Regions from separate parts of the Mus musculus genome. Here region 2 is linked to region 1. The links are chromatin loops, found by intact Hi-C in ENCODE. Cell type or tissue: gastrocnemius. All regions are shown on one strand. Links, peaks and the distances in the headings refer to the core of each region. The heading gives the core; the rest is flanking DNA. Region 1 has its middle 14 kb from the start of 1810073O08Rik. Region 2 overlaps Gm35551 (a long non-coding RNA gene).

Evidence for each region. Hi-C counts contacts between places; a loop is a spot of excess contacts. Peaks named below come from ENCODE experiments on the same cell type or tissue, not always from the same donor. Only the 100,000 strongest peaks of a DNase experiment are listed, where the experiment ranks them.
Region 2: a loop joins it to region 1, with 2.6 times the contacts of the local background. A loop is called at or near these places in 14 of 42 quality-filtered maps.

Annotation. Positions count from the first base shown.
Region 1 is chr17:83,896,161-83,912,295 of GRCm38, reverse strand. No RefSeq gene overlaps it. Among named protein-coding and RNA genes, the nearest start is that of 1810073O08Rik, 14 kb to the left of the region's middle. In gastrocnemius, for the core only: a CTCF peak has its summit at 8,743 (motif pointing left); a DNase peak (open chromatin) is centred at 8,708; H3K27ac peaks cover 1,922 bases.
Region 2 is chr17:84,024,610-84,040,744 of GRCm38, reverse strand. It overlaps Gm35551 (a long non-coding RNA gene), which reads left to right. Exons shown (of 6, transcript XR_385838.3): 3 at 2,656-2,757; 4 at 4,855-5,023. Among named protein-coding and RNA genes, the nearest start is that of 8430430B14Rik, 34 kb to the right of the region's middle. In gastrocnemius, for the core only: a CTCF peak has its summit at 9,866 (motif pointing left); no DNase peak of the experiment used is centred there; H3K4me3 peaks cover 215 bases; H3K27ac peaks cover 2,467 bases.

The DNA.
Region 1 (16,135 bases), core at 6,176-11,175:
GCGTACTGTTAAATCCTGCTGCACATCTGCACTGTTGCCATGCGATTCAGACAAATCGAATAGCTAAGTGATTCAGACCCTACAAGGATTCCTGTTTGTTGTTGTATGTATGTGGTCACGTTCTTTGGTCTAATTCATAATTGCCTTTCCTTTTTATTTTTTATTTATTTATGTATTTATTTATTTATTTATTTGGGGAGTGTGTATACGTGTGTGTATGTGTATGTGTGTGTGTGTGTGTGTGTAGGTGTGTGTGTGTGTGTGCACGTGCATTGTGGTACTGGGCATTAAACCCAGTTCCTCAAAAATGGTAGGCAAATGTTCTCTCACCTCTGAGATATAGCCATCTAAGTGTGTGTGTATGTGTAGGTGTGTGTGTAGGTGTGTGTGTAGGTGTGTGTGTGTGTGGTTGTATGTGTGTCTTTTATTTTGGATATTATAATTACATCGTTTCTCCCTTCATTTTCTTTCCTCTTACCCTCCCATACTCCTCTCTGCTCTCTTTCAAATACATGGCCCCTTCCCCACTCTTCCTTCCTTCTCGCCTTTCCAAGATCGAATCTGAGTTCATTTTCTCTCTGCCGAAGATGCTCTTAGCCGCCCGTCATCAGATGAGGAGACTTACCACAGTCTGTTTCTCAAGGCACCTCTATTTCTCCTTTGTTTTTGCTCCCACACAGTCAGAGCTGGAAGTCACTCTGGCTCTGGGGCTTCGTTCTGGTATCCTCTGGATTCTGCCGTCTCGATGGAGAGTAGGTTGCCTATCCATTGCATCTTTCTTCTGGCCTCTAGGGCTTTAACCTTTGTGTTTGCTTTGCTTTGTGCACTCAGCTGCCCCACAAGGGATAAGGAGAAATAAGGGAGGAAGGAGGCAGCAAGCTTCTGCGACCTCAGGTTAGACCAAAATCTCTTCTTCCGTAAGAAACCCTGGAGGTGACACCATACGAGAACCTGAAATTGTCCCCAAGAAGGATGTTTAGTCTGAACACTGAACTGCCGGACCATAGCCCTAGGCCAAGGTAGAGGAAGACAGAAGGGAGTGGAGGGACTCCTACCTGAACTGTTGGCACTCAGGACACCGAGAGCTACCTCGTGACTCGTGGCCCTCAGCCGATGGCATGTGAGAGCACATGACAGACGCCATGTTCCAGCAAACACGGTAAGAGCTGCTGCATCAGTGCTGAAACCTCGTGTTCACAGCCAGATAAGTGGAGTCACAAGATCAGTGCCACCAGAAGAGCAGCGACCTGTGTTGTGTTCGTTGCTGTGTCACTGGCTCATAGACAAGTGTCTGTTGTGTAGCAAGAACTCAATACACTTTATCAAATTAACGGAATAGAATGAACCTTGCCTTCTGCCTCAGCGGGATCCTCGCTGCGCCAAGAACAGGATGTATTTACCCAGCTAGATGTGCATCCCTACCTTCTAAATCAAGACCACGCCCTCTAGCTATGTGGTCAGCCTTCCCGGGACCTCCCGACCTGCTCCTTACACAGGCTGAGAGACTAATCTGTGGTATCCCGCTTCACTCCACCACGTGGCTTGCATTTGAGAATCCTACAACAGCTCAAGCAGTCAGTGGTCCTCATGGTAACTGCTGTAAGACACATTCTTTTTCTTTTTGTAAACGCAGGGATTAGGACCAGTCAGTGAAGCACCTTCCCACGCAAGCGTGGGGATCTCAGTTTGATTCCCCAGCACCCATGAAAAAAATCAGGCACAGCTGCAAGCCAAGCCCCGAGGAAGTGGAGCTAGGCCAGGCCGGCCTTTAGTCTAACCGAAGACTGAAAATTAGAGTTGATGAAAGTGAACAGGGCTTCTGTTGTGGGGTTTGGGGAGTGGGAGGAGAGGCTTAGGGGTGGCGTGATCAAAATACATTGATTGGATCTATTGATGCGATTGTCAAACAACAAACAGTGCTATTAAAAACCGAGGTGGGGAGCTATTTGAGAAAGACACCATATGTACCACCACACGCATATGCAAACATGTACACCTGTACACAAAGAGGAGGACATTGATGGGATATGCACCTAAGAAATCATGCCTTCCTTATCAGAACCCGAGGCTGCCAGTCTAACTGTCGGTGGCCACAGAAAGCAAGCTTTGGGGCGGGGGGGGGGGGGGGGGGGAGGGGGGAGGGGGAGGGCAGGCTTGGCTAGTAGAATGGACGCTGGGCTGGGAGCCGCACTCACTGTGTTTGTGTGCAGGCTTGCAGTGTAGCAGACAGCAAGGGGCTAGAGTTGGGAAGAGACACCTACTGAGCTCTGTATTTAAAGTCTAACCCTGGGAAGCTGTCAACAGGACCTGAAACTCTCTGGGCCGAGGGCCCTAGGAAGAAAGGTTGTTGCTGGCACGGAACCATGTCAGGCTCAGAGGGCTTACAATATGAGAAGAATACATATAGACTGGACAGATCAGGTCTGGAAGATAGCTGGGAGCCTGGGCTAGATAGCGGAGGGGAATTTTCCCCCAAATGGATGGAAATTAGTACCAGGCATCTATTTATACTCAGTGTGAGATTGCCAATGGATACATGAGTTGTACCTGCCTGGAGATTTGTAATACAGGTTACAATCTATTCAATGAATCTCCTTTTGCTGCTATTACTGAGTCCTAATTATAGACACCTCCCCCACCACAAACATAGCCAAGGAGACCTGACACAGGAAAGGTGGGCTGGTCTATAAGTGAAGACCCCCCCCCCCAAGCTCACAGTTATCACCGCGATGGCTGGGGTTAAACTAGCCCTGTGCCCACTTGGAGCTGTACACGTGTGTCTGGGGACTGATAGACTTGAGTTGTTTCCTCTCCCAGTGGATCTCCCCACTCCATATTGCTAGACAAAGGTCAACACACGCAGAAAGCTTCTCTGCTGAGCAATGGGGAAAAGACACGGCATTCTGAACACTGCTTTGCAGATGACCAGGATAGTCTTGGTTAGAGTGGCTAACTGTCTCCATGAGGACTAAAATGCCTTTCCCTGGGTTTGCCCAGGGTAAGCCCTCAGTGCTCTCAGGCCCTGGCGCTACCACACGATGGAGGTGGCTTCTCTCCTCCTTGTCCCCTTTGCAGGGAAAATCAGGGTCCTGCCCCTCAGAACATCCAGCCAGCGCCACACACAACACCCAAGCCTCTCCCATAGCTGCTGAAGGCCCTTGATGCCCAAGAGCTCCAGCTGAAGAGCTCAGTGGTTAGCCATATCTCGTCCACACAGAAGGGCGATGCAGAACCAGGCTTTGGGGTTTTATGAAACTGCTTTGACTTCCTTGTTTGTCTCTGAGAAAGACAACCCTCAGCCTTGGTCCAGAGGAAGCAGTGAAGAGCCAACCTCAGGCTATTTCTGAAGCAGTCATGTCACACACTCCCTCCCCTGCTCCCACAGGAAGGGAGTACACAGTTTGGAGAGTCAGACCCCTACTTCCTGGAAGCGAGCTGGCGAGCTGCTTTTTGCCGACTGTAACTATTTCTCAATGACTTTTTAAAATTTTGTTATACTCCTTGAAAGGCTCGTTAGATGATGGGGAAAGAGCATTATCTTGGTTTAGATTGCTATAACAAACACACAGACATCATACCTGGGTTAGTGAGATGGTGTCCTATCATGTAAAAGCACCTGCCATGGAAACTTAAAGAATAATTTAAGTTTTCCAGTTTGGTCACTGGGACCTTTCTTGGACAGAACCAACTCCACAGAGTTGTCCTCTCACCTCCACAAGCACCTGGTGGCACAGCTGCACATACAAACGTACACAATAATGATAGAGTTTCTGGCTTAGAGAGATGGTTCTGTAGTTAAGAGCAATTGCTGTCCTTCCAGAGGACCTGAGTTCAGATCCCAGCACCTACCTCCGTTCACAACTACCTATAACTCAAACTTCAGGGGAATTTGATCCCTCTGGCCTCCTCCAGGACTTGCATATATATGCAACCCCTGCCAACACACACACACACACACACACACACACACACACCAAAAATGAATATTTTTAAAAGTTTTCTGTTGCAAGATATTTGATCATACTGTGAACCCCAAGATTGTATTACTTGCTGGAGGAAAAAGACAAACAAACAAACTTTCTACTATGGTGTGGCTCAGTCCTTAACACCTTTTAGTCCCAAACAATGGAGGTAGAGTTAGTTTGTAGATGGAAGCACCCATGTTTGAAAGTGACTTCTACTTAAGGGGCAGGCAAAGTGACGAGTCAGAGAAAGATCTGACAGAATGAATTAGAGATAGGATACTCCCAACTCTCCTAAGGAAAGAGAAGAAAGGGAAGCTACTTCAGAGAGCAGTTCAGAGAGAGAAGGAGGCGCTTTTACTGGGGGAGTTTTATAGAGACAGATTGCAGACAGAACAAGCTAGACACAGGTGAAGACAGAACAAGCCAGAGAATGAGAAAGTGCCCAGAAGTTTAGAACAGATTGCCAGAGTTAGTTTGAGGCCAAGCAGAGCAAAAAGAGGTCAAGAGAGACTAGGTTAGCACTAAGCCTGGAAGACAGCAATCACATCGGGAGAGTAAAAGTTATATTCTTCAAATCTGGAAGCCTTACGCAACACATTTCTACAGCTGGCATCTGGAAGTCTGAGATTAGGGAGCCTGGCAGGGCTCTGGTGAAGAACCTCTTCCAGCTCCCATAGTATTTATGTCCTGTTATGTGCTTCTGTGGGAGACACTCCGTTGTGTCTACAAGGGCTTGGAAGCAATTTGTGAGGGCTCCAGCCTCATAACCTTACCACCCCTAATTACCTTCTAGACCCACCCCTTCAGCAGTTAGGCTCTTACTTCACAACTTCTGTGTGGACCCCAGCTTTCAGTCCACTTCATAAAGGAGGAAATCAAGACTCTATTGTGTTAGAGTTGACTCAAAGGAGAATGATAGGGAGAGCCGCCCTCTGATTCCAAATCTCCAGCCCCACCCATAACTTCTGTGTGCTTCCGGGATTTCCCCTTCTATTTCATCTCTACCGGGCTGCCTCTGCAGCCCCAGCCCAAGTCACGGAGAATACCTAGCCCAGAGAAAAAGAACTTGGCTCCTGCGATCTCTGCTGACAACTGGTTGCGTGGTCTCAGATGCATCCTTTGTTCTCCCAAGCCTTGGTTTCTCTATTTGATAGCGACGAATTAGTCCTTGTCTTTCTATCTCTGTCAGTTCATGGAGGGATCGAGTAGTAAGTTGTCTTATATAAAAAAAAGGCTTTGACTTGGGAGTCAGAGACAGAACGATCATTATGAGTTCAAGACTAGTCTGGCCTAGATAGCAAGTCCCAGTCAAAGCTGCAGATCGTGATACTAGCTGGGAGATAGGTAGGTAGATGATAGGCAGACAGACAGACAGACAGACAGACAGATAGATAATATCTTTAGAAAACAACAAAGTTCTTTGAAAATAGCTGTGAGGTGAGGAACAGCTTGACTTTGTAGATAAAGCTCCTTCTACCACTGCACAGGAAATTGGTCAAGGAGACAGACAGCAGGCAGTCCCTCAGCTCTTGATCCTCTAACTTCTGGCCATGGCTGGGAGCCACAGCGTCTTCCAGACCTCTCTGTAGTGACAAGAAACACAGCTGCTTCTCATTTACTACCTGGGCTAAGCTGGTCATCCCACCGGAGTCTTGTCAGGGTTCTCTGGGCCATAGCCTCTAAACAAATCCTTGTCCTTCTTTCTCTAGGATTGGGAAAGTCAGAGAGAGGCATGGAAGCTCAGAAGCCCTGCTGGAAGGCAGGCATCACTGCTGTAATAGGCTGTTGTTCTTGTGAGTATCCCACACACACCCTCCATGCCTGCAAGAAGGTTATCCATCCCTATTCCAAACCCTGGGGACTTGGGATACCTCGTGGAGAAGGCACCTGCTTTGCCCAGTCAACTGGCTTTGGCCAATGCTGTTAGAACACGTGCACATGTAGAAAGAACCAATGCTGTTCTCATCTCTACCACCCCTCTACTCTTACTCCTCCGTAAGGGCTGGCCTTCAGCTTGATCCCAGAATGGACATCAGGGTATGAATTCCAGGGTGAGCCCAGTGTGTACCAGGAGGTAAGAAATACAGTACTACATTTAAGATTCAGGCACATTTGTTACTGCAGCCTTACCTAACACATGCTGACTGATGATGCTCTGTCCAGTTCCTCCAGTCTCTGAGCTGAGTCGCATCCACTTGCTTGTAGCTGAGGATCTGGAATCGCTGCTCTGTTTCTACTTCCTGGGTGGAGGCCTCCCTTCCCCTATGGCTCCTCCTGGGCATCAGATGTGGGGTATGGGAACTCTACCTTGGGCTCCTGAATAGCCAGGCCCTCTCTCCTCTTTGATTATAACTGTTCACCCTTCTGCTCAAACTTCTCAAGCACACTTTCAGAGAATTCCCAAACTCTTGCCCTCACTCACATGAATGGCCTACGTGCCACTCACTCCTGCAGACAGCACGGGGCAGCTAAAGGAAGCCAAATTCAGGCACTTCCTCTGTCCTTCCCTTCCTTGTCATGGGGTCCCACAGGCATGTCCAGGGGAATTCCTTCTTCCAATTCCCATGAGAAATAAAGCAAGTCTGCTCAGCCAAACCCGCACCTCTCCTCCCAACAAGGTCTGGGCCTGTGGGGGAAAAAAGCCAACAGCTCTCAAGCCAGACTTCTCTGTAGCTCTGGTCTTGAAAGACGGCCTGTAACTGTTGTCTTTGCTGTTGCCTGAGGTCCCTCCCACCTCGGGTATGGGGCTCTCTACTCTCTACTCTCGCCATCCAGGTCTCATCCCATTTCTCTGTACATAAGGCATAGATGTTGTGAGTGAGCATCAGTTTGGAGCACAAAACACTGTCTTCTCTCTCCTCGAAGCAGGAATTGTGAAGATTCACCCTCCAGGCTGAGAGAAAGCATGACTAAGGAATAGTATTGAAAAACAACCCATTCCAACCATTGTGATGGTAAATTCTGTGTTTTCAATTGCAAGTCTTTAAGTTTTAAATTTTTTAATGAAAAGTTCTTTTCTTAAAAGAAAAATAATAATCAGTTCAAAGCCAGAGATAGTGGCACACATCTGGGATTCTAGCACTGAAAAGGCTGAGGCAGCAAAATGACAAGTTCCAGGCTAATCTGGGCTACACAGTGAGACCCTTTCAAAAAGAGAGACTGAAAGGGTAAGGGGTGGGTTTGGGGTTTTTGTTTTTTTTTTTTTCACTTCTAATATATCATTGGCCAACAAACTTTGGTTCATTTAATTTCTAACTAAAGCATGAATTTCCATGAATTTCCAACACAGTGCAGCCTATAGGATAGAATGCAACATATCCTATAATTCAAATTTTTCTAGAAGTCAAGCTTATAAAGTAGAAAGAAACTGATAAAAATCATTCAAACAACAAGTTTCCTTAACTCAAGATACGGTTTCTACATGACATGGTGGCGAACAATAATAATAAGCGATTTTTCTATTGTTCTTGCCTTCCTTTTCCCTGTTTTTAAAAAGCCACTGTAGGCAGATGCGGTGCTCTCTCTAGTGATCCCAGCATCTGGGAGGCTGAAATTCAGTGGGTCTAAGTCTGAGGCAAGCGATCCTGGGCTGCATATCAAGATCTTGTTGGAAACAAAAGAGAGAACACAGAACGAGAGAGGAGAGAAATGGAGGAGAAGAGAGAGAGAGAAGAGAGGGGAAGGAAAAGCAGAGATGCAGTTAAAAACAGGCACAGAGAAAGCAGGATGCAATTGAGAGTCTCCATCTCGTCTGGTACCAACAATGATCACTTAGAATCAGCCAAAACCACTGACTAGGGATAAGAAAGACCATAGAATTTATACACTCTGATTTTTTTTTTCAGGGATCAACCCCCTCTCCCAAAGAATGTACAAACAGAAAGGGGCTTGAGATGTTTCTCAGTGACAGGGCATCATCTCATAACAGGCCACCCTAGAGCTGGCGCTAGGGGTCACTAATTCAGATAGCCATTTAATGGCCAATTCTCTGCTGTTGGACCCTTTCCAGTCAGTTTTCAATTTAGACCAGGCCACCAGGACCACCATGTCAGTCAAGTATAAACCAAGAGCTATGTTTGAAAGCTGAGGCGCCCCTGTCGCTGGCTTGCTCAGGAAACCCAGGGAAGGCCTCCCATCCCTGCCTCATTCACTTAATGATGAGCATGAAAAAGAGACTCTACCCCATGATAAAGACGGAGGACGTTCCAAATAATCATACCAATAATAACTAAAGACCATGTGTTCACTGAACCTTGGGCACATCTCTCCCAGGAGTATCCATATTTCAGGTGATCAAAATACATGCCTGACAAGAGATCTCTGTATTCTCTGTATTGAAAGCTCAACTCTGCTGGCTGAAAATGAAATTTAAACTTTTTTGAAATGTAAGATTTGCTGACTAACTTATTTTACTTTGTCTACTTTATCTGGTTGTTCTGGGAACGGAAGCCTGAGGCGCTGTAGGTGCTAAGTGAGAGCTGCATTCCTAAGCCCACTTCACCTTGGAGCTCACCAAAGCTGCTCAGGGTGGCCTTGAACTCACTGTGTAGCCCAAGCAGCTCTTGAACTTGGGATCTTCCCGCCTCAGCACCTCACCTCACCTCACCCCACCCCACAAGTAGCCGAGCATTCCTCACCAACCCAGTTTCATTTCTACACATTCTTGCAAAACAGCAAGCCCCAGAACTGTCTGTCTCGGCCAGTTACAGTCAACAATCCCAGTTTAAGGAAGAAAGCCCGAGGTGTAATTAGAGCATCACGATGCAGTACTGCCACCTGTCGGCAGCCTCAATCCCAGCACGTTCCCCAGGAGGATACAATCAGCTTCTAGGACTGTTTCTTTCAAAATGTGCTCTCTGATCCACGTAGCTTGTTAAAAATGCACATTGCTGAGCCATGTAGGACCCGAGTCCACATGACAGACACCAAACAGCCACACTTAACTGAATGTCCCAAGTGATCTTTATGCACAGTAAACTCGAGAAAATGATCAATCTAAAGGACTTGTCTAATCGATGCAAGCTGAGAAAACTCAGAGGCAGCGAATGCTGGAGAACTCGTTTTCCCTGATGCTGAACAGAGCGAAGACTGCTATTTGTTGAGTCTGGTGGGATCCACAGAGTTGGTTTATGTAGAAATAACACCTTGTGCCTAGTACACAAAGCTAAAACAAACCTAAGTCCCATCTCCCTGTCTCTGTCTCTATGTCTCTTTCTGTCTCTGTCTCCTTGTCTTTGTCTCTCTCTGTCTGTCTCTGTCTCCCTGTCTCTGTCTCTTTCTATCTCTCTCTTTGTCTCTCTCCCTCTGTCTGCCTCTCTCTCTTTCTCTCTGATGACACCCCAAAACCCTGTCATCAGGTACCTGTAGCTCCCCTCCCTTGTCACCCCAGCCCAACTCTGTCCCCTTCACATCTGGATCCAGCCAGCTGCTTCAGAGCCCTCTCACTTCACCTCCATTCCTTGACCCTGCTGCTTTATAAACCTTGCAGTACTCACTACCCGTCAAGGTGACAGCTTGTCCCGTATCACCTTCCCAGAGGCCTCTCTGGGGAACCTTTTAGGCTAAACTAGGTTCTCCCCTCCTTGCTAACCACAAAAATTTGCTATATGCAACCACATTGCCTGATACACACATCCTGCCCACACGCATGACTGTAAACTCTTCACAGGCAGAAAGAGCTGTGTCTCCAAGAGTCCCCAACCTGGCAAAACCTCTACCTTGTAGCTAGCAGGCTTCCCTCAGCCTTTGTAGAATGAATATGTATTTTCAAAAACAACAAGAAATCTGTCTGATTTTTTTTCCCCAATGGTAAAGCGGTAAGACTGGGAGGGTGCAGGGAGAGGGCAGGAACAGAGCAACCTGGGAATGTCCTCACCACCTCCCAGGAAAGGAGCGATTTCCCCAGAGGACAGAGGCCTGTCACATCTTGCCCAGCTAATCTGACAGAAGCCAGCTGCAGTGGTTGTCCTGCCCTGGGGAAGACGTGCTGGGGCTGGGAACCACTTGCCACTGTTTGCCCCTGGGGACAGGGCCACAGGGGAACGGTAATTGACTTGTCTCCGAGATTTATTTATTAATTCCTAGCTGCACCATTTGATGTGGTTTCCAGGAGGCACGAGTTGAAATCTGTTCCCTGTCTTTACCCCACAACCCAGTGAAGCAATGGTCCCTAGGGAGCCCGGTAAACCTCAGGGCCAGCTCACCAGAGAGACTCCAGGCAGGCAGGGTCTAGACATGGTGCCCACCACACAGAAGGGCTGAGCTCCTGTGATGCTGCAGATTCTGATACTGGTAAGACTGAGTAAGAAACCTCAGGAGGATGCTTAGGAGGCCTGGATCTCCGTGGGATGTGTAACCGTGCTTTTGGGCTACTTTATTGGGTTCTTCTCTCTGCCATCCTTCTCCTCCCCCAATGCCCCCCACCCCCAGCCCTGGTAGAAGAAAGAAGCCTAGAAGGAAAGGGGGCATAGATTTCTTTAGACTACTTCCTGATGGTTAGGGGCATTGAGTTCTCAGGGGCAAGTCCAGTCTTTATAATCAGGATATGTGCAACCAGCAATTCAGAGGAACAGCAAAAGCAGCTTCAGGAACCAGCAATAGCAGGGAACAGCAGCAGCCACCGCTGCAGGCTCTGGCCCTTTTATAACCGCTCAAGAGTCTCCAGAATTCCAAACTTAAACTATCTCTCAGCTGATAGAATCAGGCCCTGCCAGAGCATGAGACAAAGCCTAGTCAGCCCCCATATCCCACGCCTGGGATTGAAACAAAAACATAGTCACATAACTGGGTTTTCGGAAAGAACAAAATTCTCACTACAGGGATGTCTCTAAGATGAAGCCCTCAGCCATCAGTGACTAGGAGGAACCAGTGACTAGGTAGGAAGCCCCAATGGACCAGGAGTGATGGAGCAGATGTGTTACCCCAGCACTGGGAGGCAGAAGCAGGAGGACCAGGATGACATAGCATAGGGTTAGCCTGGGCTACAGGAGACTCCACCTTAAGCTCGAGAATGTGTTTGCTTCTGCACATGCACCCACGCCCCAAGAAGGGCACCGAGGTTGTAACTCCATTGGCACAGTGATTTCTAGCATCCAGTGAACCCTGGCTCAGTCACGAGCATTAAACTGGACATAATGGGGCACCCTGGGCTACATGAGACTTTGCCATGGTGGCAATCAGAGGCTAGGAAGGTATTGTTAGAAGTAAGGGGTACTGGCTTGCCTGCTGTATGTCTTACCTGGTCACAGGCATCGTAGGTCACTGTAAGTGAACAACAGTGTTTATGCCCAAATGCCAGGTTGATGCCACTGCTCTGCTCCTTCCTGCAGGATCTGCACATCTCTGCCTGTTTCCTACAGTTAATATGAATGGGTTTGTAACCAGGGAAACAAAAGGAAGAGAGGGTGGAGAGTTGACCTAGACATGGGGCACACATGTAGGCTTGCGTTCTCCTGGTGGCACACGGCCGTGACCACACTCGAGTGAGCGAGTTGTGGTAGTGCCGGCCTGCATGCAGCGTGCTAGGTGCACATCGTTGATGGTGGGAGGCAAGGGCATTGCCCCTTAACTTTCTTATTTTCCTATCCCTTCTCTCAGGCTCTCCTTTCAGAAACTAAAATCTCTCACTTTCCTCTGGGGACTTTCTCTCCCTCTGCCCAGTGCTGTTCCCTGATTCTCTTTCTATGTCTAAAGACTCAAATATACTCTAGCCCACACCAGGAATCCTGAAAGTCTGTTTCTCCTTCCCACCCCTACAAAAAGATTCATACGCATACGCAAGCACACATGCGCGCACGCACACACACACACACACACACACACACACACACCAGACTTTGTGAGCCCCCTCTTGGAAAAGTCTTGTCTACTTCCATTCCTACACGTCTCTGCTCATGGGTACAGCAGGACCAAACCCAGATCTCCTTTCTCTGTGTGCCCTTTACTTTTGTCACAGACTCGGACCCATGCGGGGGGAGCCAGCAAGGTCCTTGTCTCAAGAGCGAAGTGCAACAGAACACCCCAAACCTCAACAGTCAATTCAAATATTTGAAGCAATATTTTTAAAATTCAAGATTAATTCCAAATATGCAGGATGAATAAGATGCCAAAACTTTAAATAAAGAGAAGCTCCGAGTGACCGACTTCCCCTATGCCTTAGGCACAGTTGAGTGCGGCTTAGCATGGTCACCAGAATGGACCCAGTCCTGTAACTGGGAAGGAGTCCCTCCACAGGACTCAAACACTGCAGGAACGTGTGGCTCTGAGCCCTGTGTCTAGCAAGTCTGTGCCTGTCTTTCTGTACAATGACACTGTGACATGAGGAGCTCAGGGCCCTCAGCAGCCCATGGGACACAGCCATGAAGTGGCCAGAACTCAGAAGAAGGCCAGCTGTGAAGCTAGTGCAGAGTCAGGCATTCCAGGCTCCGCAGGACCTGGTCCAGAGGCAGAGGCAAACATGTAAAGAATGGACTGGGGGCTGAGTGAAGGGCCGAGAGCTCGAGGAGTCAGGAGCTGACGACACCTTGCTGGATTTTTTTCCTCCTTGCAGCTTTTGGACCTGTTCAGACAGGTCAGCCCGTCTACCCACTCACGGTCATGTCAGATACCTCTATTAGCTCCTCAGGCAAACAGCACACCTCAAGGACACCTGAGGACACCTGGCCCCTGAGCCCTAGAGACAAAGCAGGCCTCTGCCAAGGGACCCCACAGCCTGGCCCTTGTGACTGCCTAGGACTCCTGAGTGTAGGACTGGGGATCTTGCCTTCTATGTATTTTAGCTTCAGAATCCCATGTGCTCAGCTCCTGGGGATCTTGTCAGGACCCTATCCCTACCAGGGAAGTCACCTTTGCCTAGAGTCAAGCCAGGGGCTCCTCATTCAGACCAGGGGAGACACCCCTTTCCATCTCCCTGTCCCAGGAGCCTGAGAGGTTGGTTTCAGGCCAAGGTCATCTCCAAGGGAGGTTCTGGTTGCCTTTTCTCATGCTACCAGAAGTATTGAGCTTAGAATGGTTAGGAGAGGCTGTAGTTAAACCTGCAGGTGCCAGTGGCTCCTGAAGAGGAACACTATGCAACCATGGCCCCAGTTTTGATGGAGAAATACTCCATGTATGTATGTACAAGGCATATACATGTGTGTATATGTATACGGACACATATGCATGTGTGTGTATGTATGTGCATGCACATGCATGCATGTGGAAGGAACTGGGGATAGGTCCAGCCAATAGCCATGTGCTAAAGAGGCCCAGGCAGGCTGACTTCATGTGATTCAGCTTTCTGGTAGGTTTCAGTGGGTGACCAGTCAGAAATTCTGTTTGTCCTGGGAGCCTGAGCTGTGACCACATTTACACATATTCACTCAACAAACATGGGTCTCCACTGTGTGCCAGGCTGAAAGCTGTCCTACCCAGGCTAGGTGTACCCCTAAGCACACCTAAACTTAGAAATCTTTTTCAGCCTTTACTGGGACTGAATGGAATAGTCTTGGTGGTTGCGTGCTCGTCCACAAGGACACCCACGCACTTGCAGTCAAGGGCTCCCTTCCTTTCTGCCTCTCCTCACTGTTAACGACAGAGCCTGGACTTTGGTACCAGTAGGTGAACTATTCAGAAACTCACTCAGAGATCAGACACCCTGGCAAGGCTGAGAAGACAGGCTGAAGTCTGGACTGCCTTGGGTCTGGTCTCTTTGTCTCGGGCACTACTGGTACATTGAGCTGTGATAAAGGAAAGATATCAAACTGACACAGGTCAGGGGACTCCAAACACAGAACCAAGATCTGAAACAAACAGAGACAAAAGGTAACATGGTTCTACCACATTACTCAAGCCACGAACGACCCCATGCCAGCCCAGCCTTCCTCATTTTGAATGCCAACCCTGCCTCACCCACACTGTGGCCCATCACAAAGCCCATCTGTCTTCAGGGAACACCCTCACACACACACACACACACACACACACACACACCACCTCACACTTTTCATCAGGGTAGCCCCTGCTGAGGGTTTTCAGTAGCTCCTGACTGCCTACAAATGACCCCTGGCCCGCACTCTCCAGTCCTGAGGACTGGGGCTGATTTTCTTGGCTCGCATTCCTCTTGTCCCCCCATCCCCCAGCCAATGTGCACACACATTCTCTCTAGACTCTTTCTTTCCCACCTAGACACCATTCGCAAAGCCTTCCAGTACATTCCCTACAACCTTCAAAGCCCTGCCACTCCCACTGTGCCCAACAAAACCCACCAAGGCTCCCCAGGAGCCTTCTCAATGGTCACAGATGGGTACTGCCCCTTTTGCCTACTCTGTACTACCTGAGTGTGTCACCTCTACACACACCCAGACACACACCCAGACACACACACACCTTCTCCTACTGGCCAGTTGCCTCTTGCCTGCTAGCACCCCAGCTAACCTCAGAGCTGAGGTTGGGGCCAGGGCATCTATCTCCCCTTTGCTTCTTGTTTCATGCAGCGCAGGGCTGGGCACCCTGGCACAGACACTGTCACCCACTTAGGCCACCCCAGACCCCGGGGTTGATGTGTTGTCTCTCCGGAAGGGTGTCCCCCTGTCGAAGGCACCAGCCTCTGGCTGGGTGGCTCTGAGTCTAAGGCCTCTAAGTCAGGCTGGGGCCTGCTCAGCTGGGTGGGAACCTTACACATTCCTGCAGAATTAAACAAGGCCCTGCTGGCTCCAGGCTCCCCAGGATGAAGATCATCCGGTTTGCCTTTGGAGCCGCTTTTCTGCTTCCCCAGGCTGAGCCCCACATGGTTCCAAAAGAAAGTTCTTCAGTCTCCCAGGGCAGTGACCTCAATAGCCACAGGAAAGGGGGAAAGGTCACATCTGTGGTCATTTGGTCTGGGTCAAGGCCAGAGCCTCTGCCCTCTGCCGCCTCCTGCCTCATCCCTCCCTCACCCCATCACACGTCTAACACACTTACACACACACATATGCACGAAACGCATGGTGACACGAATACACAGACATATGCACAATGACACAGGAACACAGATGCAACTGAGAGAGCACAAGATACTCATGGAAATGCACAAACTTGTTCCCACACAGATGTATAAGCATGCATGTGCACATAGAATCAATACACACACACACACACAAACACCCTATCATAGTAGTTGAAGGGAAGTGCTCATGACAAGGATCACAAAGCCATACTTTCGTGACCAACCTCCATCTCTACTGCAGTCACATAACCCCCTTCATGAAACTTAGTCCCTGAAACTAAGATAAACAGGTGACTCTGCTTAGAGTCAGTGCCTATGACTACCCACAGGCACACGGTCCACTTCAAGCCAGTCCAGAGCCCTGTGGGCCCCAAAGCAGAGCGTTTATGTAGGAAAAGACAGTTCTCTTTCTACTGCTTGGTCTCTTTGCCAGAGATGAGCACACGGAGCCAACAGGGGTCTTTACTGCCACCTACAGGAAGCCAGGCGTAAGGAATACTCCAAGTGCTCACTATTGGGGTCCAGCAGAAGTAGAAACCCACAAGGACTTCAAAGGATGAACAACGCGTTCATGGTGGGAAGGCTGGGGAGAGGCTCTGCTAGTGACGGTGACTGTGACGGTGACTGTGACGGTGACGTGCCTGCTGTGCAAGCAGAGAGACCCACGTCAGCACCCGGAACCATGGGGTTGTGCGGCAGAGACTGAAGCTCCCTGGCGTTGGTTGGTCGGCCAGTTCAGTCAAATCAGGGCACTCTGGGTTTGTTAAGAGAGCTTGTCTCAAAAAATAAGGACTGATTAAGAAAGATACCCAATATTAATATTGACCTAGTCTTCACATGTATAAACTACACAAACAGGCACAGAGAGAGAGAGAGAGAGAGAGAGAGAGAGAGAGAGAGAGAGAGAGAGAGAGAGAGAGAGAGAGAGAAGGGAGAGGGCGAGAGAAACATACACTTAGAGGTATATACACATACAAAGTGCTATGACATAAATAATTCCTCTTAGCTGTAACACTGTTTAATCCCATGGCCACCCTGTATATGACCCCCATAACCCTTGTCATGGGCTGAACTGGGTACTTTCAAACTCCCCTGTTGAGGCCCAAGCCCCCAGCGCCTATAAGTACAACCATATTTGGAGACATGAAGACAGAGAGGCCCATTAAGATGAGATTGCTAGGGTGGGCCCTAACCTCCTGTGCCTAGT
Region 2 (16,135 bases), core at 6,996-11,995, 130 kb before region 1:
ATGCACACACACACACCACCACCACCATCAGTAAATGAATTCGTGAAAGAATAAATAAACAAGATAAAAAAAATCTAAGAAGTTCGATGAAATAAAACAAAAATTCCTCATCTGCAGCTGGAGAGATGACTCAGTGGTTAAGAACACTAGTTCTTTCAGAGGACTTGAATTTGGTTCCTAGCACCAACACTGGACAAATGACATGTGCACATACATAAATAAAAATAAAATGAATCTTTAGAAACACACCCCATCATTATCATACTCAGTGGAGACACCCATCATTAGCATATACCCACACATTTAAATAAAATGTGGTTAATACTATTAGGCCTGATTTATTTATTTATTTATTTATTATTTTTATTTTTTTTGGTAAACAGCACAGTAAGAATTGCAGGGCTGGGGACTGGAGAGAAGGCTCAGAAGTTAAGAATACAGGTTGTTTTCCCAGAGGACCTGGGATTGAGTCCCAGCACCCAGAGGGTGGCTAACAGCTGCGTGTCATTCTAGGAGCTCTGACGTTCTCTTCTGGCCTCTGCGGGTATTGCATACATGTGGTGCAGAGCATACATACCCATACACATAAAAGAAAAATAAAGGGAAAAAGAAGAAGAAGAAAAAGAAGGAGGAGGAGGAGGAGGAGGAGGAGGAGAAGGAGAAGAAGAGAAGGAGGAGGAGGAGGAGGAGGAGGAGGAAGAGGAAGAGGAAAAGAATTATTTGAGGCGCTAGAGAGGGTTCAGAAGGTAAGAGCACGTACTGCTCTTCCAGAAGACCCAGAGTTCGGTTGCCAGCACCCACTCAGGCAGCTCCAACGCCCTCTTCTGGTCTCCCCGGGCATCTGTATTTATGTGCGCACACCCCACCTCCATACACATATACAAATATAATAAAAAAGGTATTTTCAGTTTGTTAGTCAGACTTGTTACTGTGATAAACACCCGAGAGACAATTTAAATGGAGGAAGCTTTTATTTGGGCTCGGAGATGTTACCCATGCTGAGCGGCACTGCTTGTACCGCCTGTTCCAGAGAGGCGGAGCAGGATGGCAGGCGCACAGGATGCTGGGTAGGGAGCACAAGAGCGCCCCCTCGTGGCAGACTGGAGGACCAGGGACAAGATAGAGGTAACTAGTAGATGGTACATCTGAGCAGAGATGTGAGTGAGGTGGGAATGAACCCTCTGGGGTGAAGTGAACCATGACCCACTTCCTCCATCTAAGCCCCACCTCCGTAGCTTCTGCCACCTTTCCATAGTGCCGTCCAGTTGGAAGCCATCAGTGGGTTAATTCATTCCTGACATCAAAGCCCTTGGGGCTCCAACCACTTCTTAAAAACTGATCAGCTGTCCTCAGGCCCCAGATGTTTATTGAATACCTACTATGCACCAAGCACTGAGTGAATGGCATGACAACCAGAGAGGACTTCCTGGAAGGGTGATGTATGGGTGAGGTGTTGAGGGATGAGCAGGTGACCTGGGTCTCATCAAAAAGGCCAGGAAGGCACATGGAGAGCCTCCTACTGCTGGGAGTCAGGGTGTGGAGTACCAGGCCTCACTCTGGGGCAATGTCTGGGAAGGAGTCAGTGTAACAGGAGAAAACAGAGCCCTGACCACGTGGCCACACCAAGGTGGGATCAGGGAGGAAAGACAGACAGTGTATTCCCTGTTCAGACATAAGGAAGCTGCGAGGGTCATTGAAAATATGCTGGAGGGGTCTAGAGAGGCTCAGAAGAAGGCTGAGTGGTGAGGGACTGTGGAGACCCTGGAGTTCCTAGTGCGAGCTGGTTGGTGAAGTGGGGAACCTGTTGGAGTTGGGTACACAGGGCTCTGTGAGGCAGGTGGCTGAGAACAGCATGCATGTACTCTCTTTGGAGGCTATGGGCCCACACTAGTGTGGCTGCAGGGCAGGTCCTTCTGGCAGGATCTGGGGAGAAGCCATTCCTTGCCTCTCCAGTGTCTCCCGCTGAGTTGTGTCCTTGGGTCTGTGGCCCCTTCCCTGGTCTGCTAAGATCTCTGCCTCTCTCACCCTACTGTTCTCTCCACTCCGACTTACCCTGTGTCCCTCCTACAAAGACATCGCACCTGGGTAACCCAGCTCCCTAATTAACCACAGTGCAAAACCCTCTGTTAGGGGACCTGCTAGGCTGCAGACTGCAGGATGAGAATGCCTGAGCCTCCCACATGTGGCCAGGGGCTGAGGTGGCTTGGGACAAGGAGAAGGTGTTAACAGAGTCCTGGAGACCCTTCTCTGGGAACACAAATGGGCAAGCACAGGGTTTCAGCTCGGGGAGCCCCAGACTGGATAGGGAGGAGTGAGTAGCTTTTAGGAGTTTTCCCTTGAGTCTGTTGGGTCTGTTTCTTTGGGTTGGCGTTTCCTTAAGGACCGTGAGCCAGGTCTTCACCTTGGCACACCCAGCACCAGGTCTTCCAAGCTGCTTAAGTTGTGTCTATGTCTTTAAACCGTAAGGAAGAGAGAGCCAGGCTACCAAGAATAACATTTTACTGACTTGGCACAGACTTTGGAATCTGTGTTTTTAGCAGCGTACCCAGGTGATTCTGATGAGCAGACAGTTTGAGCCGGCCCTCCCCTCCCCTTCCTTCCCCCTTTCCTCTTTCATTCCCTTTCAGCAAACTGTTTTTCAACTTTGTTTTTTAGTGAAAACCATTTCCTCCCCACGGTGGACCAGAGCCAGACCAAGGCTGAGCGGGGCCTGTCTCTCCCACGTCAACAGTCCACAGTCCGGAGTCCTTGGTGGAGGTCGGTGCTGGCTTGACCTTCCTCTTCTTCAGTCATCCTCACCCACAGCACTTTCCCTGTGGGGACCAAGGCCAGGTCACTAGAGGCAGGGTCAGACCCACCCCCTCCGATTTCACCAAGGGCTGCCCGACCCCTTCATATTTTCATTTGCCCTAGGATTCCTCCCAAGAGAAGAGACTCTTTTCCAGGCTTCAAGGGGCCAGCCATGGCCCATCCCCCACACCTCAGCTAGGAGACTTGGCTTAATTTGGGAAATGTAAGAGCCAGGAGCTTCCTTAGGCCAAATGAAGTGTCCCCATCAGGAGGGAAGGGCACAGGGGTTGGCAGAAACCTGTGCAGGGTGGAGGGGGTGGTTGGTTTCCCTGGGCTCTCTAAGGCCTCTCCTCTGGTGGGATCCACAACGTCAGCCAGCTGCCTCCTGGTCTGGCTTTGGCAGGTATGGAGAACCAATTTCATGGTGAACTCCACGGGCCAACGGCGCTGAGGCGGCTGTAGGAGGGGGACTAGGGTGTTGTTCCCTCCTCTGTCACTGGAACTGTCTGGAGGATGCCAGCCTCCCTATGCTAACTGGTGGCCTTACTTGCTATGACTAGTGGCCATGGGCAGGTACCTTCAAGCTGGACCTCTAGTTGGAGGACACAAGCTGGCTTTGATTAAAAAATAAAACCCCTGCATCTTTTATCCTAGTGGCTTCCAACGCTGTCTAAATTCCAGGGCCACCTAGGAGGGTTGTTTATTAATTATTTATAGACAGAGTGACCTTGAACTTTAGACCCTGTCTCTACCTCCCACGTAGACTACAGACGTGGGCTTGGTTTATGTGGTGCTGGGAATTGAGCACAGGGCTTCTTGAATGCAAGGCAAGCACTCTACCAATCACTCCATGCCCCCCCCCTGCCCCCCAGCTCACAAGGAGATGTATTTAAAATATATACTAATAAACAAAGACTTCTGGAACACTTCTTAGTCAGGGTTGCTACTGCTGTGATGAGACACCTTGACCAAAAAGCACGGTGGGGAGGAAAGGGTTTATTCATCTTACACTTCCACATCACAATCCATCATCAAAGGAAGTCAGGACAGGAAATCAAGCAGGGCAGGAACCTGGAGTCAAGAGCTGATGTAGAAGCCATGGAGGGGCACTGACTCCCGATTTGCTCCTTACAGCTTGCTCAGCCTGCTTTCTTATAGAACCCAGGATCACCAGCTCAGGGAATGGCACCACCCACAGTGGGCAGGGCCTGTACCCGCTGATCATGGTAAAATGCCCTACAGTTGGATCTCATGGAGGCATTTTCTCAATTGAGGTTCCCTCCTTTCAGAATACTCTATCTTGTGTCAGGTTGATATAAGACTAGCCAGGGCATCCCTGTCTGGTCAGTTAGACTCTCTTTGGGAGTCTTGAACTGAGTGGGTGTGACATTTTCAAGAGATTTTGTTCCTGACTCCAGACCCTGAAAAATGAGCAAGTGGCTGGAGCGGCGAGCAAGGGTGTGGCAGTCATTCTTATTAATATTGTCATCCCTGTCAGGGACCCCAGGCCTCATCTTTCTTAGTCTTTGAGACAAACCTGGGAGGAGTGTCTAGTTATTGTCCTGGTTTTCCAGAGGAGGAAATGACCACATGCATAGCCCAGAGAGCCAGAGCTGGAACCCAGGCCTTTCTCGTGAAATCCCAGTGGTCTCTTAGGAAACACGCCAGTCTGTGGCCAGATTGTGACATGCGCAGAGATTTCCTGCCGCCAGGTGTCTGCTGCATCCTGTCTCAGAGGTTCCTAACTGTACCCTGCAGAGCACTAAAGGGACCTCCAACGCTCTTTCTGTGCAGAAAGGGTGTGCCTAGGTGACCCTTAGCAGACACTGGGTAGGTACAGTGGCGCATGTCTTTAATCTCAGCACTTGGGATGCAGAGGCAGCCTTCTCCACAGAGTGATTCCCATAGTTACGTAGTGAGCTACACCCTGTGCCCTCCTGTGGAAGTACAGAATTTGGATGGCTCAGTCAGCAAAGTGCTTTCTGCACAAGCGTTGGCACCTCAATTTGATTACCAGTACTCATTTAAAAAAGCCGCTGTGGTGACACATGCCTGTACTTCCAGGTCTAAAGAAGCAGAGAAAAGAGAATCTTGCAGCCAGTCGAGGCCGGGCTGAGATGGTAGTGCTACCAAGTGCAAGTATGCCTAACAACCTGAGTTTGACCAATGCAACCCATGAGAGAAAGCCAGATACAGCTGAATGCATCTATAAACCCAACATTCTTCTATTGAGGTGAGAGGCAGAGGCAGGGGAATCACCCAGAAGCTTCACACAGAAGCTTTCAAGCACAGCTATCCCGGAGTCCATGACAGAAACAACCGAACCCCATCTCAAAAAGGGAGGAGAAAACACTCCCGAGAGCTGTCCTGCCACTGTGACATGTGTGTGACCATACTCAGACATATACATCACACACTATGACCTCTGGCCTCTGCAAGCCTGAGTACACAAATGTACCCAAATAAACACACACATACACACACATACACACACACACACACATACATACACACACACACACCACACACACCACACACACACACACACACACACGTTGCTCTGGTACCTTTATCCTGGTCTGAGGCCTCCTCTAGAGATATCTGTCTGCCCAGTCTGGCTGAAGGGTGGCAGCACCCACTAGTTTCTGGCACATAGAGGCACTCTATGAGGTGACATTCAATGTATACGCCACAGTATCATGGACCTAATGGTAGCCTGGGTACTAGACTAAAATCCTATGGCTAGAATAGGGCTCCTCCTTCATGGATCTTACAGCACAGTGGAGACAAGGCAGAAAGCAGAAAGGAGTGAAAGAGGAAGAAGGGAGGAAGGAGTAGGGGAGGAAGGAGTAGGGGAGGAAGTGGAGAAGGAAGTAGAGAAAGAAATGGAAGAGGAAGGAGCGGAGAAGGAAGTGGAGGAAGAAGGAGTGGGGAAGGAAGTAGGTGGAGGAGGAAGTAGGTGGAGGAGGAAGTAGGTGGAGGAGGAAGTAGGTAGAGGAAGGAGTGAAGGAAGAAGTAGGTGGAGGAGGAAGTAGGTGGAGGAGGAAGTAGGTAGAGGAAGGAGTGAAGGAAGAAGTAGAGGAGGGAGGAGTCACAGTTCTGTAGGGGGATTTGGGTGGACAGGATTTTAGACCAAGGGCTGAAGCCCACTCCTCTTTAGAAACAGTCTGAAATAGAAGGATGGATTGGAGCCAAACAGAAACAGGCAGCATGGAGAGAGGGCTCTAGCAAAGAGGGCAGGAGACACAGGGGTCCTGAAGTGGAGGCAGAGACCCAGGAGGGCCTCAGCAGAGAGAGCAAACTCGAAGGCAGCAGTAACGGTCCCTGGTGAAGCCAGGGTCAGATCAGGGTCCTTTCGTTTCTCTTGGGGGTCAGGCACTCTACCACCCTAGGAGCTTATAAGAAGAACGTTGAATGCACTCCTTCTCAGTGGGACAGGAAACCCTTGAAATGCATGTGATCACCAAATCACGGGTGGGCAGGAGACAGGAAGGGAAGGCAGTGGGAGCCACTGAGGGGTTCTGATAAGGCCTCGAGCTTCAGTGTGGTGGTGCACTGACAGTAGACAGCAACCATGCCAGGAGAACTATATGCGGGTCCTGCCTCCCGGTGTCACAGCAGGTCTGGGTTTGTTCTGTTCCAGGTCTGGAGACCGATGCCCCCTGGGACCGCCCCCCCCCCCCCCGTAGGAGTCAGGCAACATCCCACCTAGCGCTGCACAACTGCAGGGCAGAGGAGGCGAACAGTGAACTCCAACGGCTCTCAGTCTTCAGCCCTCTCTCTGGGTCCTCAGACACGGGCTGCTAGAGCTGGGGCTGGGAGCATCCTAAAGGGTCCTGCCCGAGGAGCCCTTGGAAGTCAGTGGACCCTTCAGTAGGCGGGGCCTATCTGAAGTTTGTCTTTGGGAGGGCGTGTCCTCAGAGCCGCTAAGGGATCTCTTTCTCTTTGATTCTTGGCTCCCACGAAGGTAGTGGCCTTCTGTGCCCCACACTCCTACCATGACCTCTGTGTTGCCACAAAATAATCGGACCAACCAATGGTGGGTGGCGACCTTCCAAAAGCACGGGCAAGGCTTCTCTCCTTTAAGCTGGTCATCTCAGATTTTTGTTTGTTTGTTTGTTTTTGCCGCTATAGTGGAAATCTAGCGAACTCAGGGACATCCCCCTGTGGCGGGAGTTAAAGTGTTTTACTCTCCTTTCTGTTGCTATGATAAGATATCCTGACCCTCCCGCCGCCCCCCCCCCCCCAAAAAAAAAGCAACTTAGGGGAAAAGGGACTCATTTGGCTTGCCTTTGCAGGTTATAGTCCATTTTTGCAGGGAACTCCTGGAACCAGGGAACATGAAAGCAGCACACCCACCACCAGGAGCAGGGGGAAAATAAACAGATCCTTTCTCAATGGCTGCTCTGCTCTGCCAACTTCCTTCACTCATATACCGTGGGACTCCGCTCATGACATAGAGCCACCTGCATTCGGGTTGGGCCTTCCCACCTCAGTTAATAAAGATAAGCTCTCCACACACATGCCCTCAGGCCAACCTGACCTTGACCGTCCTCACCCGAGACTCCCTTCTCCGATTCCAGGTCATGGCAAGCTGGCTTTAAAACCAACCGTCACGGCACCCTGCCGTCTCTTCAGACTGGCGACCCTTAGCCTGTGGTCTCAAGCATGCCTGGCCCGACAGAGTGAGGGGGACTCTGAGCCCCTCCGAAGCAGAGTGTCTACTTGTAGGATGCAGTCAGTGCCTGTCCAGGACACGGAGCCATCCCACAGTTCTGGGGGCATCAAGGAACTTTAGCTTCCTTAGACTTGATGCTGCTTTCTGCAGCAGGTGGCTTGTAAGTCAGAAATAACAGAATGGGGAGACACCAGGCAATGGGTACAGCAGGGACTAAGCCGTGGCTGTATCTCCTCACAGGCATGTGCCGTGGCCTCCAAATCCTAGTGTTTCTAGGCTTAAAGTACAGCACTACCTCCCTCGGCCCTTTGGATGTCTTACAGCTCACAAGGCTTCCAAGGTCTTCTAGGGAGTGTCAGCACAGTGCTGAGGAGACCAGGCGGGTAGCTGAGCCCCAGGACACCAAAGCACTGGGAACAGTGTCAGGAGAGGAGCGTCCACACCCGTCTCTTCCTCTCCCACACACCTGTCTTCATCGCCTCTCCAGGATTTTTCTTCCCGAACAACAGCTGGGCATGTGAGGCCAGCCCCAGAGAAAGTTAAAGCTATGATCCTCACCTACAAGGGGCTGAGGAGAGTAACCTCTCCTCCGTGGGTGGCGGATGTCACTTGGGTGTAGGCACCGATCTCTACATGGGCATGACTTCCTGGTACTGAAGGCAGGGTAGAGAAGTCTCTCTTGTAGTGATGGAAAGAAAGCAATGTGAGCTTCAGAGACCGCTCTGAACAGAGAGCAGAGAGGCCAAGCCTACTTAACTGGAGGAAAGAGGTCCTCTGTCTTAGTGTCAGAGTTGGAAGATCTGCCCTGAAGCAAACACGAGGGAAACTGATGCCCAGGGTGGGGCCTCTGCTGCACAAGGCTGGACAGTGACCTCAGCCTTAAGATCCATGCGTGCGCTGTCCTCAAAGCAACAGGAACTTTAAGGGGTTGATTGCTGCTGAGGCAGGTCCAATCTAATCACAAGTGGCTTATAAGAGGGATGGAGGATAAGTTAGAGCCAGTGATGTGACAAAGGGATGAGAGGTGGTCTGTGAAGGTGGGGGAAGGGGTTACAGGCCAAGGCATCTATTAGATACTAAGAAAGACAAGGAAGTGGGCTTTCCCCCAGAGCCTTGGCCTGTAGATGCCTGACTTTAGGCCAGTAATGTTGAAATTGAACTTCCAGCCTCCAGAACTGGAGGGAAACCAATGCTTGCTGTTTCTAGCCATTTAATCTGTGGCCATGGCGATCACTGGAGATTTACACTTGCTGAGGGCTACAGAAGGAGCCAGGGCCAGATCTTCTCAATGAGACCAGCTCTCAGGAATGGATGCCCTGGGGCCTCTGGGAGATGTGTGCGTGTGTCAGAGAGAAGAGAGACCATGACTTCTTCACGCATCAAGAGATTCTTCTGGGCAGATGACCCTCCAGAGGCACGGCAACATTTTTCTCTCCAGGAAAAAATAACTCAGTGTGTATCAAGAACTCAGTGTCTCACACGCACACATGGAGTCGTGGGTCCCCGGGAGACACAAGCTCTGTCATTCTCTCCAGGCCTCTTTAATTTCCTTGGGGGCAGGCAGGGAGCAGGGCTAAGGACTATGGACTCCTGGTGACATCTGGAATTCTCCAACGCTCCTAGGGGTCCTGTGGAGTTGGCCCTCCTCTCCAGTGTTTCCTGCTTCCATGCAGTCTCTGGGAGGATTTGACACATTTCCTAGCTGGGGAGCATGGTTGGAATTTCCAGCCGGCTTCCAGATGTGGCGCTGACTGGGCTGGAAGATGCTTTTTTGAAAAGCATCTGGGAAGCCAGGGGTCCCCCAGCGCCAACCTAGGCTGTTGTGCATGTCCTTCTTCCTCACGCTGTTATGTGGTTGGGCTTTCCATGGGGGAGCTCATGGGTAGGGTTTCACCATGTGAAGAAGGGTGTAGCCTGCCAGCTTCAGGCCCGTAGTCCAAAGGTGGTCTAGCACAGCAGGTCAGAGGGGCCAAGGCTGATTAAAAAAAAAAAAAAAAAAAAAAAAAAAAAAAGACTAGAAGGAGCATGGATGGAGTGGGCTGGCCAGGGTGAAGAGAGGGGAGGGGTCCAGGAGTCAATACCCAGTAATAATGAGTTTCTGGCCCTGGGCTGCTGGACAGCAAGATAAAGGGGAGCCCCTTCACTGGTTAGAGCTGGTTCCTAGTGCGTGGGACAGTTCGGTTCCCTAGACAGCATTGCCAAGGTCAGAGAATCCTCAACAAAGGAGTGTTCTCAGCTTGGGAGGGTTCAGGCAAGACACGGGAGGATTAAGAATGTCACAGGGCTGGAGAGATGGCTCGGTGGGTCCTTGCCAGAGGTCTTGAGTTCAGTTCCCAGAGCCCATTTCAGGTGGCTCATAACCACATGTAACTCCAGGCCCAGGGGATCTGCTGCCCTCTTCTGGTGTCTGTGGTTAATTGCATTCATGTGTACTTACACCCACACAGACGGACACACAGACACATAATTAAAAATTTAAAAACTAAAAAAAAAAAAAAAAAAAAAAACCCGAAAAAAAAAAAAAAAGAAAAGAAAAGTCCCTTCTAACTCCCAGCCATGCCTGTTAGGATAACCCTGTAATAGTCAGCTAATTAGGAGGCTGAGGTAAGAGGATTGCAAATTCAAGGCCAGCCTGGGCTACAATGGTGACTTCAAGACTAGTTTAGGCAACTTAGTGAGACCATCTTAAAATACAGACTAGGTGTTTGAACCCTTGTCTGGCATGTATCAGGTCTTGGGTTCCATGCCTATTAACTCCAAGAAGGAGAAAGAGGAAGAAGAGGAGGAAGGGGAGGGAGAAGAGGAAGAGGAGGAAGAAAAGGAGAAAGGAGGAAGAGGAGGAGGAGGAGGAAGAAGAAGAGGAGGAGGAGGAGGAAGAAGAAGAGGAGGAGGAGGAGGAAGAAGAAGAGGAAGAGGAGGAGGAGGAGGAGGAGGAGGAGGAAGAAGAAGAAGAAGAAGAAGAAGAAGAAGAAGAAGAAGAAGAAGAAGAAGAAGAAGGTGTCGTTCCCTCTGTCAGCCATTCTCTTTGATACTCAGATACTCAGAATAATATACTCCACCTGAAAGATGTCCCTATCCCAGTCCCCAGAACCTGCGCACACATCACCTCACAGGCAAAATGGGCTTTGCAGGTGTAATTACATTAAGGCTCTGAAGTAGGAATATTGTCAAGATTATGTGTGTGTATGTGTATGTCGTGTGGGGGGGGGGGTCCCCCTGCTGTCACAAAGGTTCTCAGGAGAGGTCAGCAAGCGAAGGCTGCAGGGAGGGCTCTTGGGAGCAGTGGGGAGTGTCTGAAGGTGCTGCTGGTGGCTGACTTGAAGACAGGAGAAAGAAGCACACACACAGCATGGCTGCTGCCCTAGGACCTGGAGAAGCCACGGGAGCTGCTTCAGTATGCCCAGAGCTGCTTCAGTATGCCCAGCCCTGCAGATTCTTCAGTGGTGTCCAAGGATGCTGCTCTTGGGAGCTGGCCTCAGGGCTGTGATGAGACATTTGTCATGTTATAAGCCTCTCTGTGTGGAATTTGTTATAGAAGCCCTGGACACTCACACAGCTTCCTGCTGTGGGGCCCAGAGTCCCCCTCACTCTTTTGGGCCAGGCACGCTTGAGACCCACAGACTGAGAGTCGCCAGTCTGATCTGTCTCAACAGCCCCGGTGAAACCCTGACACAGGCCAGAGATGTGGCTACCCATAGCTTGGGCTTCCAGTAGTGGGTGCAGAGCTGTGTCCTGGCCCTGGATTTGCCTGACAGATGGACCCCTCTGTCCTCTCTGGGCAAGCCATCCACCTGTGGGGTAGCCATCTACCTTCTTGCTTGCCCTTCTCTCCCAGAGAACAAGGCCCACAGATTGCCAATGGGATCAGAATGGGGGTTTTAACAGAAACTCCGGCTGAGTTGAGATGTCAGAATCCTTTGTCCTGTGTCCTGTCACTTTCCATTATCGCCCCCCCCCCTTTTTTTTGGTAAGGGAGTCTCACAATATAACCTTGGCCTCAAACTCAGAGATCTGCCTGTCTCTGCCTCCCAAGTGCTGGGGTTAATAGTATGCACCACCCCACCCCGCCCCACTTCTCTTTCCGATTTCAGGAAGGGTCTAGCCCAGGCAGGCTTGAAACCATGAGTTACTTCCTCTGGAGTACTATGATTACAGGTGTGCACAACACACCTAATCATGTTACTTATCCCCCCCCCTCACCCCCCGCTTACAAGCTCAAGCATGCAGGCCCACGTGCAAGTTACACCGACACTCTGCACGCACATACTTTCCGGGGCTGCAAACAGCGTCCACATGTGCAAAGAGGATGCCTCAACGCAGACCAGCAATCACGGACTTGTTTGTAGCTTCCCGCCCACAAACACAGATACATTCATTTTATACCCACCCACCAGGATACGCACAAGCACAGACACACCTGTGCATGAGTAAAGACCACCCATGCGTGTGGACACCTGTGAACAGGGGCGGAGAGCTACGTGCAGCCTGCCCCGCCCCACCCCCAAGCCCTCTAGCCCTCTGCTCTGGAGACCTCTGCTGGTGGAGTCTGGAACAGCTCCCGGAGTATGTGACACTGAACAGCGCAGAGCTGGATGGTGGAGGGAGGAAGAGAGGGGCCACCGGGGTTAGCTCCCGGGCTCCACGTTGCTGCTTTCACCGGGCCCACGTGATCTTCTGCAGCTTCCACTCCAGTGCAGAAGCAGAGATTCCACACGCAGAAGTCTCCAGGCTTCTTCCAGACTTAGGCTCACCCTGCCCTAGCAGTGGCCTCTCCTAATGTGTAGTCTATTACATAGAGAAGCCCCCCCCACCCCGGCCTGGCTGCATCCACACTTCTCTCAGTCTATGACAAGGCTTCGCTTACGGGGGAACCCACGCCAGTGTCTCCTCTTCCCGTCTTCCCCCTTGCGCCGCTTTCTAGTAAGGAGGAGGGACCCAGCCTCTCTCCTTGCTGCCACTGGGTCTCTGACTTGGTTTGCGACCTCATGTCACACATGCAGGTTCCACTTCCTGCGCTATGGTCTTCCCGTCTCCTCATGGATGTTCAAGGGGAGTGAAACTCGGAGACTTGGAACAAAATGGATGAAATTAAATTCTGATGGTGGCTCAGTGGGGGCAGTTACTGTCCCCAGCCTCCGTTTCTTCAGGGGGATTGGAGATCTTGACTTTTGGGGACAGGGTGATTAAATGAGACAGAATCCTCAGTGGTCAGTGTCAGGCATTGTGGACCACTGGCCATGTAAGATGACGAAGAGAATCTGGCCAGGAACTCCGTGGAGGGCCAGATAAACTCACTTCCAGAAAGGAGCGGTTAGTACTGTAACAGTGATCTCCAAGGGGCTTCAGCGGGGTCTAAGGAGGTTTTGTTTGTGTGGCTGGGGGAGCCGCTGAACTTCACAGAGGAGATGAAGTGGTGTCAGCAGGCGCCCTCCTCTCTGTCTACGCCCTCGTTTCCGCAGGCAGAAATCATTTCCTTACAGTTAGAATTGGAACCGACAGTAAGCAAATATTGGTTTGGTGGGATGCGGTGTTATCGACCACCTGATTCTGTGCCATACGGCAGTGTTTCCATGGGCCCCTGCTCCCAGGTAGCGGGTGGTCATGGCTGTGAGCCGACCTGTCTCGCTAATCCTCTGTTCTTCTCAGTCCCCTCATGTCTCTTCTCCTTGCTCTGTGTACCCAAGGGCATCCATCACCTTGTCATCCCGTGTCATTAGCTTTTCTTTGAACGTTTGTAATCCCGCTGGCCCAAACCACAGGTGGGCTGTGCTTTTGATTCCTTAGCCTTAGGAGCAAGGACTCAGTCGGTAGAGCGCTTGTCCAGTATGCGCATGCGCATGGGTTAGATTATCAGCTCTGCATGAGACTGAATATGGTTAGTGGTGCATACCTGTGACTCTGGCATTCAGGAAGTGAAGGCAGCAGGATCAGAAATTCAAGGTAATACAGTGAGTTCTAGGCCAGTCTGGATGCCCTGTTGAAGAAATTTAAGCATACACACACACACATGAGCACTTGCAAAGAAAAGACTCAGTGTATGATCAGGTTGGCCCTAAATGTCTGTCTGAGCCATCGCCACACTGGACATCTACTTAAGAAAAGAGACCACGAATCCACTGCAGGGGTGGTGTTAGGACTGGAAACATGGTGTGTGGCTAGGAAAGTCTGCTTGTTTTTGAGACTGGTGCGTAGAGGAGAGCCGGCTTCTCCTCAGGAGGGAGTGATGGGAACGGCGTCCAGGAGGAAATGTCCAAATGCTCTTTAAAGACCTGAGATGCTGGAATCGTTCTTTTTTAATCTACTGACTCTTGGCTTGCTCCTTTCTGGAGATGGGGGGCAGCCTTGGCTTCACCTCAGTCAGCCAAGACCGGTCAGGTAGACAGAGCATACCACCAAAGGCCCTCTAAGGCAGCCGTGGCAGACCCAGAACGGAACAGCAAAGAAGAAAGTCCATAGGCCCAAGAAGTTGAACCACACTGATCATGTTAAAATAAAAAGCAACCCCCACCCTCACCCCACCCCACCCCACCCTGCAAGAGAGAAAAGAGATTGTGGTATGTACCCCACCTGTCTGCCAAAGGTGGAGGGGACTCTGGAGGCTTCAAGAGAGCGGGAGCCCAAAGGTCATGGGTTCAGATGTTTCCTTCTGAGTCCACCCCATGGTTATCGATCTCTTGCCTTCACCTATTTTGCCACCCCAGGCTGCTGGTGAGGGGGACTCGGGGAGAAGCCAGAGGGCTGGGGGCCAGAGGGAGTAGGATGAACAACCAAAGACAGCTCAGGGATGTCCTGGAAAGAGCCAGACTCTGGAGGGAAGGCAACAATAGGCCTCTGTTTAGCGTCCACTCCCCTCACAGGTCCTGGCAAAGGGAAGCCTCCAGGCAAATCAAACACCGCCCACATCCACAGGCTGCCAACAGAGGCAGGTGAGTCAGAGCCCGGGCTTAGCTGATAACAGGCAGCAGCGGCCCAGAATGCAGCCCTTGTTGATGGCTGCCCCTCCTCGCCCCCTCCTCACAGCTGGGCCTGCTGGAGCAAGCCTGAGGGTGGGGCTGATTGTCAGGAAGCAGGGCCCGCTGGGAAAAAGGAGAGGCCCAGCAGCCTACCGTGCGAGGTGTGTTCTGTGGTAACTTGAAGGTGTAGTGGGGCAAGCGGGCAGAAAAAAAAAAGAGAGCTAGGGGAAACCCACAATGTCAGCTGTGTTCTCTACCCATAAATCCATTCATTCCTCCGGGGGGGGGGCGCGGGGGGGGCAGGGGGGATACCACTTTCAGTACTAAGGCAAGACTCTGGGCTGAAAAGGGCCAACATTCAAGTTGAATCAGCTTGGGAGGAGAGGCGTCTGGGGTAAGTCCTCAAGTGGGGCAAGGACGGAGAAAGATGGGAGGCTGAGGCCAACCCGCTGGCTAGGGCACCTTTTGCATCGTTTCCTTACCTGTCTCAGGAGCTGGCTTTATCTTTCTTCTGCATATGGGCTGTGCATCCCTCCCAAACTAGAGAGAAAAATAACCGTGTCACCAGTTCAGGGTCAGATCCTCATGGTGTTATGACTAGAAAGAAAATGCTCTCCTATGTCACCGGGTTTGGTTAGAAAGTCTGTAAGGACTCCTTATAGGCTCCCGTCAAAGCCTGGGACCAGATCTGGGCCAGGCATCGCTCTGGCCAGGGAGGTGTCTTGATGTAATCTTCCCAGATTCTTTGCCTCGCCCATTGTCAGACACATGTGAGAATCTCCTCGCTGTACACTTGGGGTCTCTTGTGACACAGCTGCTAGTTGACCCCCATAACAATGTTACCTTTTCTTTCATAGATCAGAAAGTCTTTTCTGGAGCCAGAGAGATGACTTAGTGGCCCATACTGCTCTTACAAGGAACTGGACTTTGGCTCTTAGCAACTATATCAGGTGGCTCATAACACCTGTATAACTCCACAGCCAAGGAGCTCTGACCTCTCAGACTTCCTTAGGTACCTACATCCATGGGCACATACCCACACATAGACACGGGGGTATTTAAAAATTTTTTTTAAAGTGTTTTTTTTTTCTTTTTCTGGATACATGGCTTCTTGGTGTAAAATAAAAACAAAAAACCCCTACATTTCCCAGTCTCCCTTGCAGCTAGGGGTCTGCAATCCAGGGACTAAAAGTTCTGGTCAGTAGGGTGTGAGCAAAGCAATGTGTTCAGCTTACCGATGGTGCCTTTAAAAGGGGGGATTCAGGCTCTGCTGGCCTCTTTCTCCTATGTGGTACAGGCTGCAGGTACAGGTCATATACGTGAGGTCATATCCCGGGGTCATATATGTGAGGTCATGTACGTGAGGTCATATCCTGGGTCATATATGTGAGGTCATGTACGTGAGGTCATATCCTGGGTCATATATGTGAGGTCATGTACGTCAGGTCATATACCGGGTCATATATGTGAGGTCATGTACGTGAGGTCATATCCCGGGTCATATAGGTGAGAACACAGGCAAAGGAATGGCACTGGAGCAAGACAGTCAGAAGCGGCTTGAGACCTGGCTTCTACTTCTGGACTGTTACACAGAGGAAAAGAATAACCAGTTTGAGCTGGAACAATGAATGGGTCAGTGGTTAAGAACATTTGCAGCTCTTATGGAGGACTGGGGTTTGGTTCCCAGCACCCTCCTCTTGGCTCACTGCCATCT